Linked DNA regions of Homo sapiens: region 1 is linked to region 2. Evidence: chromatin contacts called from ENCODE POLR2A ChIA-PET data. All regions are on one chromosome and are shown on one strand. The core of a region is the stretch at or near the end of the contact, and the rest is flanking DNA. Distances in the headings are between cores, read along the strand shown. Region 1 holds the start of LINC02166 (long intergenic non-protein coding RNA 2166). Region 2 overlaps ANKRD11 (ankyrin repeat domain containing 11).

Region 1 (5,389 bases), core at 1-2,500, 420 kb before region 2:
TGCAGTGAGCCGAGACTGCGCCACTGCACTCCAGCCTGGGTGACAGAATGAGACTCCGTCTCAAAAAAAAAAAAAAAAAAAAAAGCACACGTAGCAAGGTTTGAAACCTCACAGCCCCCATTTCCCGGCTTCCCTTCTCTTAACCCTCAGTATCAAACCTGGGCTCAAGCAATCCTCCCACCTCAGCCTCCCAGATTGCTGAGATTACAGGTGTGAGCCACTGGCCGCATTTGTCCTCAGTCTGATTCCTTCCTGACACCTGGGGACCGAGTCAGAAGCATCTGGCCTGTCACTCACTGATGGCCTAGTCTCAAACTCCCTTTCCCGCCTTAATTCCCCTTCTCACATCCTCTGCTTGTGCTCTTCTCGACACGCTTATTTCTGGGTGTCCAAATCCTTGTCACACTTCCTGAACTCAAAGAAATGCCAGGCCAGGCTGGGGGCGGTGGCTCACGCCTGTAATTCCAGCACTTGGGAGGCCGAGGCAGGAAGATCACTTGAGCCCAGGAGGCTGACGATGCACTGAGCCGTGATCACGCCACTGCATTCCAGCCTGGGCGAGAGCGCTAGACCCTGTCTCAAAAAAACAACAAAAAAGAAAAGGCCAACTCACTACTTCACCCCAGAGTCCAGCACACGGCTCTCAACGCGGTGAGCGCCTGCTGCACGTCTGGATGAGTAAAGTGTGGCTCCTGTTGTCATCCAGCCACGATCTGTTAATGATTCTTACTGAACACGTGGCTTGGCCTCTCAGAGCACCAGCCAGCAGTTAAAAACACAAACCAGCGGCCAAAGTTCAGGGCTCTCCACCCCCACCAGCCGTGCACCTGGGCAACACCGCCCAACGCCCAGAGGCTCTCTCCTGGTCTCTGCAGAGGGAGGCACCGGCACCTCCGCAAGGGACGCGCCCAGGGTTCGCGTGAAGCCGCCAGGCAGCGCTGGACCCCGCTCCATGCAGCCCAAGCCCAGCGGGAGCCTTCAAGCTCGAACTCGTCGCGGGTGTAAATTCTCCCCACAAACAAGTGGCTCGCGGCTCAGCCTGCAAAGCCCAGCTCGGGCGCTGAACCCAGCAGCGCCCGAGCTGGATCCCGGAGCTTGCTCTTCCCAAGTCCCGGGCCCGTCTCTCCGCGGGCGCGAGGCATCCCTGAGCCCGCCCCGGCCCCTCAGATCTCCAGGGACCGGCTGTCGGGGGTCCTGAGCCCGCCCCGCCCCGGCTTCCGCCCCCGCCGCGGGGAACTCTGGGACTGTCGTTCCCGCCCGTGCCGGAAGCCTCGGCGCGGCAGCGCGACACGAGGCTCCCCAGACCCAGCCGGGCAGTGCCGCTAGCGAGGCGGGCAGAGCTGCCCGGGTGGCACCCCGCGCACCCTGTGTTCCGGAGGCACCGTGAAGAAGCCCTCCTTACGAATACACTTCAGACGGATCTGCTCGCACTCCAGATCTGGCTCCGCCATGCCGAGCGCTGGCCCCGCCTCTCTTGCGCGCAGGCGCAGACGCGGACGGCCCCGCGGCGCAGGCGCGAAAGCTCCTTCCCGGGCTTCCTCTCCTTAGCAACGGTTACCAAGAGACGCTCCCGCGGGTCCGCCCTAGGCGCTGGGCTCCAGGGATCGGCTCCGACTGCTGCAGTTCGGGCCTTATTTTAGGGTGAAGCCCGGGCAGCCGACCCGGCTGCGCCGTAGTGGGAGGCCACGGCGATTACCCAGGTGAAGGTCTTCCAGGTGAGACGGGTTCCCCCAGGTAAGAAGGTCCTCCAGGTGGGAGTCCTTCATGTGGGGAGGTCCTCCAGGTGGGGGGGGAGGGTCCTCTCGGTGGGGGGTCCTCCAGGTAAGAGGATCCTCTAGGTGGGGGGGGGGGGTTCCCCAGGTGAAGGGCCCTCCAGGTAAGAGGATCCTCTAGGTGGGGGGGGGGTTCCCCAGGTGAGGGGACCTCCAGGTAAGAGGATCCTCTAGGTGGGGGAGTCCCCCAGGTGAAGGGCCCTCCAGGTAAGAGGGTCCTCCAGGTGAGAGGGTCCTCCAGCGGAGGGGGTCCCCCAGGTAAGAGGGTCCTCCAGTTGGGAGTCCTTCAGGTGGGGTGGTCCTCCAGGTGAGAGAGTCTTCCAGGTGAGAGGGTCCTCCAGGTGAGAGGTGAAGGTGAAGGTCCTCCAGGTGAGGGTCAGGTCACTTGGTCCAGGGATGTGGCTTCAGCAAGCATTTGGGTGCCTCCTCTGTGTTCAGGACATGGGGACTCCAGGAGACTGAAGGAAGCAAGTGGCAATGTCCATGCTGTCAAGTTCTGTCACAGAAATAAGCAGGAGTGAGTGAAAGACAGGAGAGAAGCTCTGTGAGGGGTGGCATTCAAGCTTAGCTTCTGGGCAGGAAGAGGCAGCTATGTCAGCATTCCCTAACAAGGTTTGGCAAAGTAGATACCTCCCCTCACTCATGGAAGACCTGACTTCCCAGGCTGGTAGAAGCTTCTCTCACAGGCACCTGCCTCTCCAATCTCTTTCACAGCCCAGCCCTGGAAGGTGGAAAAAGAAAAGTTGACATGGAATGTTTAGGAAGCACCATTGGTCCAGGTCCAGGATCGGGGCAGCCAGCATGTCCTCTAATCTGGCTTCACTGTTGAAATCCAGTCGAGCAAGCAGGGCCCAAACCACTGCGAGACCAGCTCGGTCGGGCCCAAACCACCGCCCACTGCGAGACCAGCTCGGTCGGGCCCAAACCACCGCCCACTGCGGGACCAGCTCGGTCGGGCCCAAACCACCGCCCACTGCGGGACCAGCTCGGTCGGGCCCAAACCACTGCCCACTGCGGGACCAGCTCGGTCGTGGAGACCCTAACCCAGCGGCGCTAGAGGAATTAAAGAAACACACACAGAAATATAGGGTGTGGAGTGGGAAATCAGGGGTCTCACAGCCTTCGAAGCTGAAAGCCTCGAACAGAGATTTACCCACATATTTATTGACAGCAAGCCAGTGATAAGCATTGTTTCTATAGATTATAGATTAAAAGCACTTCTTACGGGAAATAAAGGGATGGGTCTGGCTAGTTATCTGCAGCAGGAGCACGTCCTTAAGGCACAGATCGCTCATGCTATTGTTTGTGGTTCAGGAACTCCTTTAAGCGGTTTTCCGCCCTGGGTGGGCCAGGTGTTCCTTGCCCTCATTCCAGTGTGGGAGTCATGGCCATCATGAGCATGTCACAGTGCAGCAGAGATTTTGTTTATGGCCAGTTTTGCGGCCAGTTGATGGCCAGATTTGGGGGCCTCTTCCCAACAGCCCACAGCCAGACCTAGACTCCATTCAGATTGGTTTTGATCAGCATGTAGAAAATGGGGGAGTTGAGTGTGGTATACAAAATGGGGGTGTTGGCCAGGCGTGGTGGCTCATGCCTGTAATCCCAGCACTTTGGGAGTCTGAGGCGGGTCGATCACGAGGTCAGGAGATAGAGACCATCCTGGCTAACACAGTGAAACCCCATCTCCACTAAAAAATACAAAAAATTAGGCAGGCATGGTGGCGGGTGCCTGTAGTTGCAGCTACTCGGGAGGCTGAGGCAGGAGAATGGTGTGAACCCACGGGGCGGAGCTTGCAGTGAGCCAAGATCACACCACTACACTCCAGCCTGGGTGACAGAGTGAGACTCTGTCTCAAAAAAAAAAACAAAAAAAAAAGAAAATGCAGGTGTTGTGACCAGGCACAGTGGCTCATGCCTATAATCCCAACACTTTGGGAGGCCGAGGTAGGCAGATCACTTGAGGTCAGGAGTTCGAGACCAGCCTGGCCAACATGGTGAAACCCCGTCTCTACTAAAACTAACAAAATTAGCTGGGTGTGGTGGTGGTTGCCTGTAGTCCCAGGTACTCGGGAGGCTGAGGCAGGAGAATCGCTTGAACCCGGAAGGCGGAGGTTGCAGTGAGCCAAAATCGTGCCACTGCACTCCAGCCTGGGTAACAGAGTGAGACTTTGTGAAAGGAAGGAAGGAAGGGAGGGAGGGAGGAAAATAGAGGGAAGAAGAAAGAAAGAAAACAAAGAGCACGTGGAGAGAACAATCCTAGAAAACTGACGTAGGCTGTGTTCCTCTGAAGTCCATACACAGCAGGCAGGCGTGAAAGTGGTTTATGTATATAAATAGGTACCATTATTCTCTTCTGAGGTTTAAGTTGTCTAGCTTTCGTTCGCAGAGCTTTAAGAAAAGCACGGCTTTGGCCCGGCGCAGTGGCTCATGCCTATAATCCCAGCACTTTGGGAGGCCGAGGCCGGTGGATCATGAGGTCAGGAGTTCGAGACTAGCCTGGCCAACATGGTGAAACGCATCTCTACTAAAAATACAAAAAAATGAGCTGGCCATAGTGGTGCACACCAATAATCCCAGCTACTCGGGAGGCTGAGGCACGAGAATCACTTGAACCCAGGAGGCAGAGGTTGCAGTGAACTGATACCACACCACTGCCCGGGTGACAGAGTGAGACCCTGTCTGAAAAAACAAATAAACAAACAAAAAAAGAGAAAATAATAAAAGTTGAAAAACCTTAGGCAAGGCTAGAATCTAATAACAGGTATACTATAGTTTATTTTGAAACATAATTTTTCTCTCTCTAGTCTCCTATTTTTACCAAAGTGAAATCAGGTAGTACTGATTTGTTTTCAAAATAAGTTTTAGTCTTATTGTACTTGGCCTGGTTATTTGTATAAACTGTAGCAAGAATAAATATTTACCATGTAGGCTTTTTTTTTTTTTTTTTTTTTTGAGACGGAGTCTTGCTCTGTCGCCCAGGCTGGAGTGCAGTGGTGCGACCTCGGCTCACTGCAAGCTCCGCCTCCCAGGTTCACGCCATTCTCCTGCCTTAACCTCCCAAGTAGCTGGGACTACAGACGCCCGCCACCACGCCCGGCTAATTTTTTGTGTATTTTTAGTAGAGACGGGGTTTCACTGTGTTGACAAGGATGGTTGCAATCTCCTGACTTCGTGATCTGCCCGCCTTGGCCTCCCAAAGTGCTGGGATTACAGGCGTGAGCCACCGAGCCCGGCCACAAAAATTGTATCATTGAGAAAATTATGCCAATTGGGGAAGATCTGATGTAGCCAAACCCCCTTTGACCTTTAGCCTTCAAGCTGCCTTCAGTTATTCTTGGGCTAGCTTTGGGAGATGTTTATAGTTTACATGATAATAGCCCCTCCCCAAAACTCAACTGTATTTGTAAAACTAATGAGGGGCCACCAGGCTAGGGAGAGGAGAGGAGCCTGAATTTGGCTAAGATGTAGACATAAACAATTATCAGCCATTATTCCAGAGGTCCTGCAGATAACAATGCTATTGTAACCTAAGATTGGCCTTTTGCAGTACCTCGCAAGGGTTTTTTGCATGTCTGATACCTACGGCTCCAACAGGACCCACTGACTGATGATGGCTC
Region 2 (5,960 bases), core at 1,271-3,770:
TCGTTTAAGGTCTTGGATTCCAGACTTTGATCCATTTTGGTTTGATGTTTGTATGTGGCGAGAGCTAGGGTCTCGTTTCACTCTTCTGCGATGCGTAGCCAGTTTTCCCAGCACCGTTTACGGAAGAGACTGTCCTTTCCCTGTGATCGTTATTCTGTTCTTGGCACCTTTGTGGAAAGTGAGTTCCCTGCAGGTGTGTGGGTTTCTGTCGGTGCTCCACATGTTCTGAGAAACAGACGGCATTGTCAGCTTCACCATGAACCCGTGAAAAAGGGGAGGAGCCTGGACATCTTATCCGTGTCCACCCTTCAGGACACAGGACGGTGACATATCTAGAAAGTCTCGCCCAGGAGAAACCCCGTCTCTACTAAAAATACAAAATTAGCTGGGCGTGGTGGCTGCCTGTAATCCCAGCTACTCAGGAAGGCTGAAGCAGGAGAATCGCTTGAACCCTGGAGGTGGAGGCTGCGGTGAGCCAGGATCGCGCCATTGCACTCCAGCCTGGGCAACAAGCGAAACTCTGTCTCTTAAAAAAAAAAAAAAAAGTCTCTCCCAGGAGTTGGCAGTGGGCTGAGCTCTGACTGTCCCCTGGGGGCAGGGCTGGGGACCGGCTCACAGGTGGGGCCTGCGGGCACCCGGTGCCCAGGAGACAAAGGCCCAGCTGCCTCCACGCGCATTTTAGGGAGGCTGTTTAGGGAGATGGGCAGGGTGCGCCTGCCATGCCTTGAACATGATTCAGTGTGTGCGCGGTGGAATGAGGCTCCCCCTGTGGTTGTCCCTTGAGAACGGTCACTGCAGCATCGCCCAGGCTGGCATGCCTTCCCGTAGCGGTCTCTGGGGCTCCTGATGAAACTCCCGTGTTTGGTTTCCACAGGGTGACGAGAACAAGTCAGTGCGCGACCGTTTCAACGCCCGCCAGTTCATCTCCTGGCTCCAGGACGTGGATGACAAGTATGACCGCATGAAGGTCGGTGTTGCGCGTCCCCTCAGTTCTGCCTGGGGGAGGCTGCTGCCCAGTTCTGTGATGGGTGGTGACAACCCCCTTTGCGCTGCCTGGGGGGAGGCCGCTGCCCAGTTCTGTGATGGGCGGTGACAATTTCAGATTCTCTTAATCTGGCCGATGCTTTCGGGGAGGTGAGGTCCTGTCCCTGCGTGTGGCCTCCTCAGTCTTCCCTTCTGTCCCGGTGTGCAGGGAGCGGCTCCTGTCGCCAGCTCAACAGGACCCTAGGCTTGATGGTCAGAACTCCTGGGACTGCCCTGTGAGCCCCCTCTAAGGTCCCAGCATTCACCCTCCACTGCTCTGGAAGTGCTGGCCAGGGCGGTGGGCAGGGGCGGGGGAGGTGCCGGGAAGGGCAGCACACCCTTATCCCGGTCGCGAGGGCTGCTCACCGGGACACCCTGGAGGATCCACCAGGAGGCAACGGAAGGCGGAAACTTGCCAAAAGTTACAGAACTTTACAGTCAGCGTCACCCTGTACAGTCACCAGCCAGGCCTGGGAGCAGGCGGCCCCGGCTACCTGCAGTATCAGGCTCAGCACCACCCAGGTCCCTGAACCAAGCACCCGTGTGTCATACTGCAGCTCTCAGAAAGGTGCTGATGTGGGCACAGATGAGAACCACCAGCCCTACCCGGTGGGAGCTGTGGGTATTTGGGGAGCGTGGCCCCTGGGGGCTTGTGCTGAGGAACTCAGGTCTGAGGCGTAGCTGAGTGTGCATTTCTGGCCAGCCCTAAGATGATGGTGCAGGAAGTCACTCACACCACACCCTCCCCAGGCCACTAGGCCCTTCCTAACCAGAGCCGTGAGAAAAAACTGAAAGCTTCATAAAGACACATGGAAGACTTTCCTGTAAGAAGATAAATGTTTGACTACATTAAAATGGGACTTTGGGCGGGGTGCGGTTGCTCACACCTGTAATCCCAGCACTTCGGGAGGCTGAGGTGGGTGGTTCACCTGAGGTCAGGAGTTCGAGACCAGCCTGGCCAACATGGTGAAACCTCGTCTCTAGTAAAAATACAAAAATTAGCTGGGCATGGTGGTGCGTGCCTGTAATTCCGGGAGACTGAGGCATGAGAATCATTTGAACCCGGGAGACAGAGGTTGCAGTAAGCCAAGATTGCACCACTGCACTCCAGCCTGGGGACAAAATTTAAAAAAAAACCTTAGGGATATGTATAAAAATATTCACTGGAACAAAACTGGAAACTCACTCAGAGGCCCATCAGTAATTCAGTGACTCACCGGAGTTTGGAACATCCAAAGGGTATTATATGATTCCATGTAACAATTTACACTGGTGATGTCTGAGCTGCCGAGTAAAAGCTATGAGGCCCATTGAGGAGGATTGTGAATCCATCCTGAGCTTCGAAAACGATTTCATACATATATATATGTTGAGAAAAATTTAGAGACAGACATGATCACACTGCAGCTCGCCAACATCGCAAAACCCCATCTCTACAAAAATCAGCTAGGCGTGGTAGCACTTGTAGTCCCAGCTACTCGGGAGGTTGAGGAGGGAGGATCCCTTGAGCCCCAGAGGTCAAGGCTGCAGTGAGTCATGATTGCACCACTGCACTCCAGCCTTGAGACGGTATCTAAAAAAGATTCTCTACACGGTTGCTTGTGACATACCAGTACTCCCTGGCCACGCTTCCATTTCTCCATTAGTTTCCAAAATATGTGCTACCCCAGTCCAGTCCCCTTATGTGCACTTTTAAATGGCATAGTTTCTACTAGAAATACAAGTGAAACTATCACTGGCCGTAAGTAATTGTAAAATGACAAAAGCAAAGCTGTTCGATTCTAATAAGCTGCAGTGGCTGCTGGAGGTGAGTCCCAGGCCCACCCAGAGCAGGGCAGGGCCCCCGGGCCAGGGTGAGCCCCAGGCCAGGGTAGAGGTGGCATAGACAGCGGTTATGGGGACAGACATGTAGCACAGCTGGCGCTACCGCCACGTGTAGTAACTAGATGCCAGGAGCGGGTACAGCTGGGCCTGGCCCATACCAGGGTAGGTTCACGGCCGTATCACGCCCTTGGCCCTGCTGGCAGCTGAGGTCGGCAGAGTCTGGGGCTCTCCCTTCACTCCTCCTCCCTCCTCTCCCCGCTGTGTGTCCCGCAGACTTGCCTCCTCATGCGGCAGCAGCACGAGGCCGCGGCCCTGAACGCCGTGCAGAGGATGGAGTGGCAGCTGAAGGTGCAGGAACTGGACCCCGCCGGGCACAAGTCCCTGTGCGTGAACGAGGTGCCCTCCTTCTACGTGCCCATGGTCGACGTCAACGACGACTTTGTATTGTTGCCGGCATGACACCGCGGGACGGCCGCAGGACGCAGGCGAGGGCCGCACGGCTGCCCAGGACTGCTGCTGAGCCCCAGGGGCGGAGGAGGGAGCGCCCTGTCCACCCGGGCGGGGAGAGACCCCGAGAGAGACTGCACTTGGCCACAGCGCCTCCATCCCTTCCAGACTGGTCCAGACGTCGGGGAGGTGAAACACGTCTCTTCTCTACCAGCTGCCGCGGCGGGGGCAAAGCCCCCAGAGCCTCACTGGCCCCGGCGGGATGAGGAGACCATGCCGGGCGCGCACACACGGCAGCTTCTGTTTGAAAACGGCGACCTTCGGGCCCTTTTCTCCAGCAACTGCAGAGGCATTTCAGGAGTTGGAGAACGGAGTACATTTTTAAAATTTTTTGTTCCATTCTGATCAACTAAAGAAAATTAAGGTGTCCACCTCTCACAAACAGTGACCTGCAGGTCGGAGGGGCAGGAGCCCCATCCCAGCCGTGGTTCTGTTGCCGCCGAGCTGCGACGGCCTCAGACTGGGCTTCAGACCTGGTGCGGAGCCAGGCGGAGGGACACAGAGCCAGGACTCCCAGCCGTATTGAAATGGAGTCAAATCCGCGTGGTTTGTATCTTCTTTCCTTTAATCTTGGGCATTTTGTTTCTCTTTCTGAGAACGTAACTTGAAACACTACAGAGCCAATAATCATATAAAAAGTGTATCCGTAAACGCTGTACAGTTTTATATACCTTCACAATGTACTTTTGCTGCCTTCTAGATAATTTATTTTGCAACACATTACTGCACAGTTGTAAATAACTTATGTACTGTAACATCACTTTCAGTTATGTGTAAAGAAATAAATAAATTAATTAAAATGCTCTTTGTACAGTGCGTCCCTCCAGGAGAGGGGCTGTGTGTGGGACTGACACAGTGTCGCCCCTCTCGACGACCTTCTTACTCCCAGGACAGACGTGGTGGCTCACGCCTGTAATCCCAGCACTGTGGGAGGCCGAGGCGGGAGTCTGAGACCAGCCTGCCCAACATGGCAAAATCCCCTCTCTACTAAAAATACCAAAAATTAGCTGGGTGTGGTGGCGCGCGCCTGTAGTCCCAGCTACTCCGGAGGCTGAGGCAGGAGAATCGTTTGAACCCAGGAGGTGGAGGCTGCTGTGAGCTGAGATCACGCCACCCTACTCCACAGCAGACTCTGTCTGAAAAAAAAGAAAACCTTTTTCCTACCAAGTTGTTAGCTTTTAATTTTGAAACAAATTATCTGTTCCCCTCGTCCTCTGCCTTTGCACAGACCGGGAATGCTGTGGAATTACTGCCTCTTGTAGGAGCTGGAGAGAAACAGGAGCATCACTCCCCACGGATCTGAGCACTGCAGCCGTGGCCAGACCCCGTGGCCAGCTGTGCACGCCCCTGAGCTTCAGCTTGTGGCTGGCTGGCTTGTGCCCCTGCCCACAGTTCCCTGGCAGCTGCAGCTGGTGAGGGTCCGCGCTTTGAGAGCCCTGTCCTGGCTGGAAGGCAGCTCAGGCAAGCATGGAGATGCGAGGCCTCTGCTCAGAGGATCTTGGCACAGAGGATGCCTGCCAGGACCCTCCAGCCAGTGTGGCTCCAGGAGACTGTTGGCCCCCGGCGTGACAGGAGGGTGAGCTGATGGAGGCGCCTCACCCTTTTCCTTCTGAGCTGTCTGTCCCCTGTACCTGGGTGCTGGGGAGGGAGTGGCAGCTACAGAAACAACCCCCACAGAAGAGCAGACACTGCCCGTGCATCAGAATCAACAGGGTCCTGGTCACTGGGTCCCCTGCGGAGGAGCCCGACCTGGGAGGGTCCCTGAGCCCTGCCAGGCTGAGCCAGTGGCGGGGGCAGTGGCTTCATTCCCCCAAAGGCTGCTGTGAGCTCCCTCGCCAGCTGGGCCCCTGCGTGGGGTTGGGGGTAGGCGTGGGGCCATGCCCCCTCTCCTGTCTTCGATCTGTGAACAGAACTTTTGTGGATTCCCTCCTGTTCCCTTCAGGGCTGAGCCTGAGCAAAGGCAGGGTTGTCCACCTCATTTACGGGCTTGGGGTGGGGGTGTGGAGAAGCCAGAAGGTTCCAGTCTATTTTTCTGGGTTCGGATTAGCTGTGGTTTGTTTTGGGGGCTTCGTGGGTTTTTGGGGGTTTTTTGCTTGCTTTTGAGATGGAGTCTTGCTCTGACCCCCAGGCTGGATGGAGCACAGTGGCGCAATCTCAGCTCACTGCAGCCTCCACCTCCTGGGTTCAATTCTCCTGCCTCAGCCTCCCGAGTAGCTGGGACTACAGGCGCCTGCCACCACACCCGGCTAGTTTTTGTATTTTTAGTAGAGACGGGGTTTCACCATCTTGGCCAGGCTTTTTGTTTTCTCCACACCCCCTCAATCACAGAACTTTGGTCACAGTAAAACTTCCTTTAAGCCCTGCCTTAAAAGAAAAACCTGAGTCAGCCTGTGTCACACAGAGCACGCTGCAGTTCCAGCCCACAGTGGTGACGACGTCCCGGCCACCATGCTGTGCCTCCCTGTCTCGGGTGCCCACGAGGGGTGTCAGGCGAGAGCAGCTCCCTTCCGGCCCCCACCCTGGTCTGCTGGAGTCTCGGCTCCCGTGCACCTGCCAGAGATGCCGCACATGCGACTCCCAAACAGCCTCCTGCCATAGGGGACGAG

What was found. ChIA-PET counts read pairs that join two places held with the same protein, here RNA polymerase II (POLR2A).
Region 1: POLR2A ChIA-PET joins it to region 2 with 11 read pairs in WTC11. The contact joins the promoter of LINC02166 here to the enhancer-like site in region 2. POLR2A ChIA-PET finds 5 or more read pairs at or near these places in 3 of 52 experiments (RWPE1 and WTC11).

The regions. Positions count from the first base shown.
Region 1 is chr16:89,682,773-89,688,161 of GRCh38, reverse strand. It overlaps LINC02166 (long intergenic non-protein coding RNA 2166), which reads left to right and starts at 1,250. Exons shown (of 3, transcript NR_184152.1): 1 at 1,250-1,715; 2 at 2,487-3,352; 3 at 4,986-5,389. It overlaps CDK10 (cyclin dependent kinase 10), which reads right to left and starts at 1,473. Exons shown (of 13, transcript NM_052988.5): 1 at 1,365-1,473. The coding sequence starts at 1,451. RefSeq lists a silencer at 1,039-1,288.
Region 2 is chr16:89,265,824-89,271,783 of GRCh38, reverse strand. It overlaps ANKRD11 (ankyrin repeat domain containing 11), which reads left to right. Exons shown (of 13, transcript NM_013275.6): 12 at 875-967; 13 at 3,121-4,154. The coding sequence ends at 3,306. Among named protein-coding and RNA genes, the nearest start is that of ZNF778, 51 kb to the right of the region's middle. Within about 2 kb of position 2,520, at least 4 of the 41 ENCODE cell types and tissues checked have a DNase peak (open chromatin) inside an H3K27ac peak, as active enhancers do.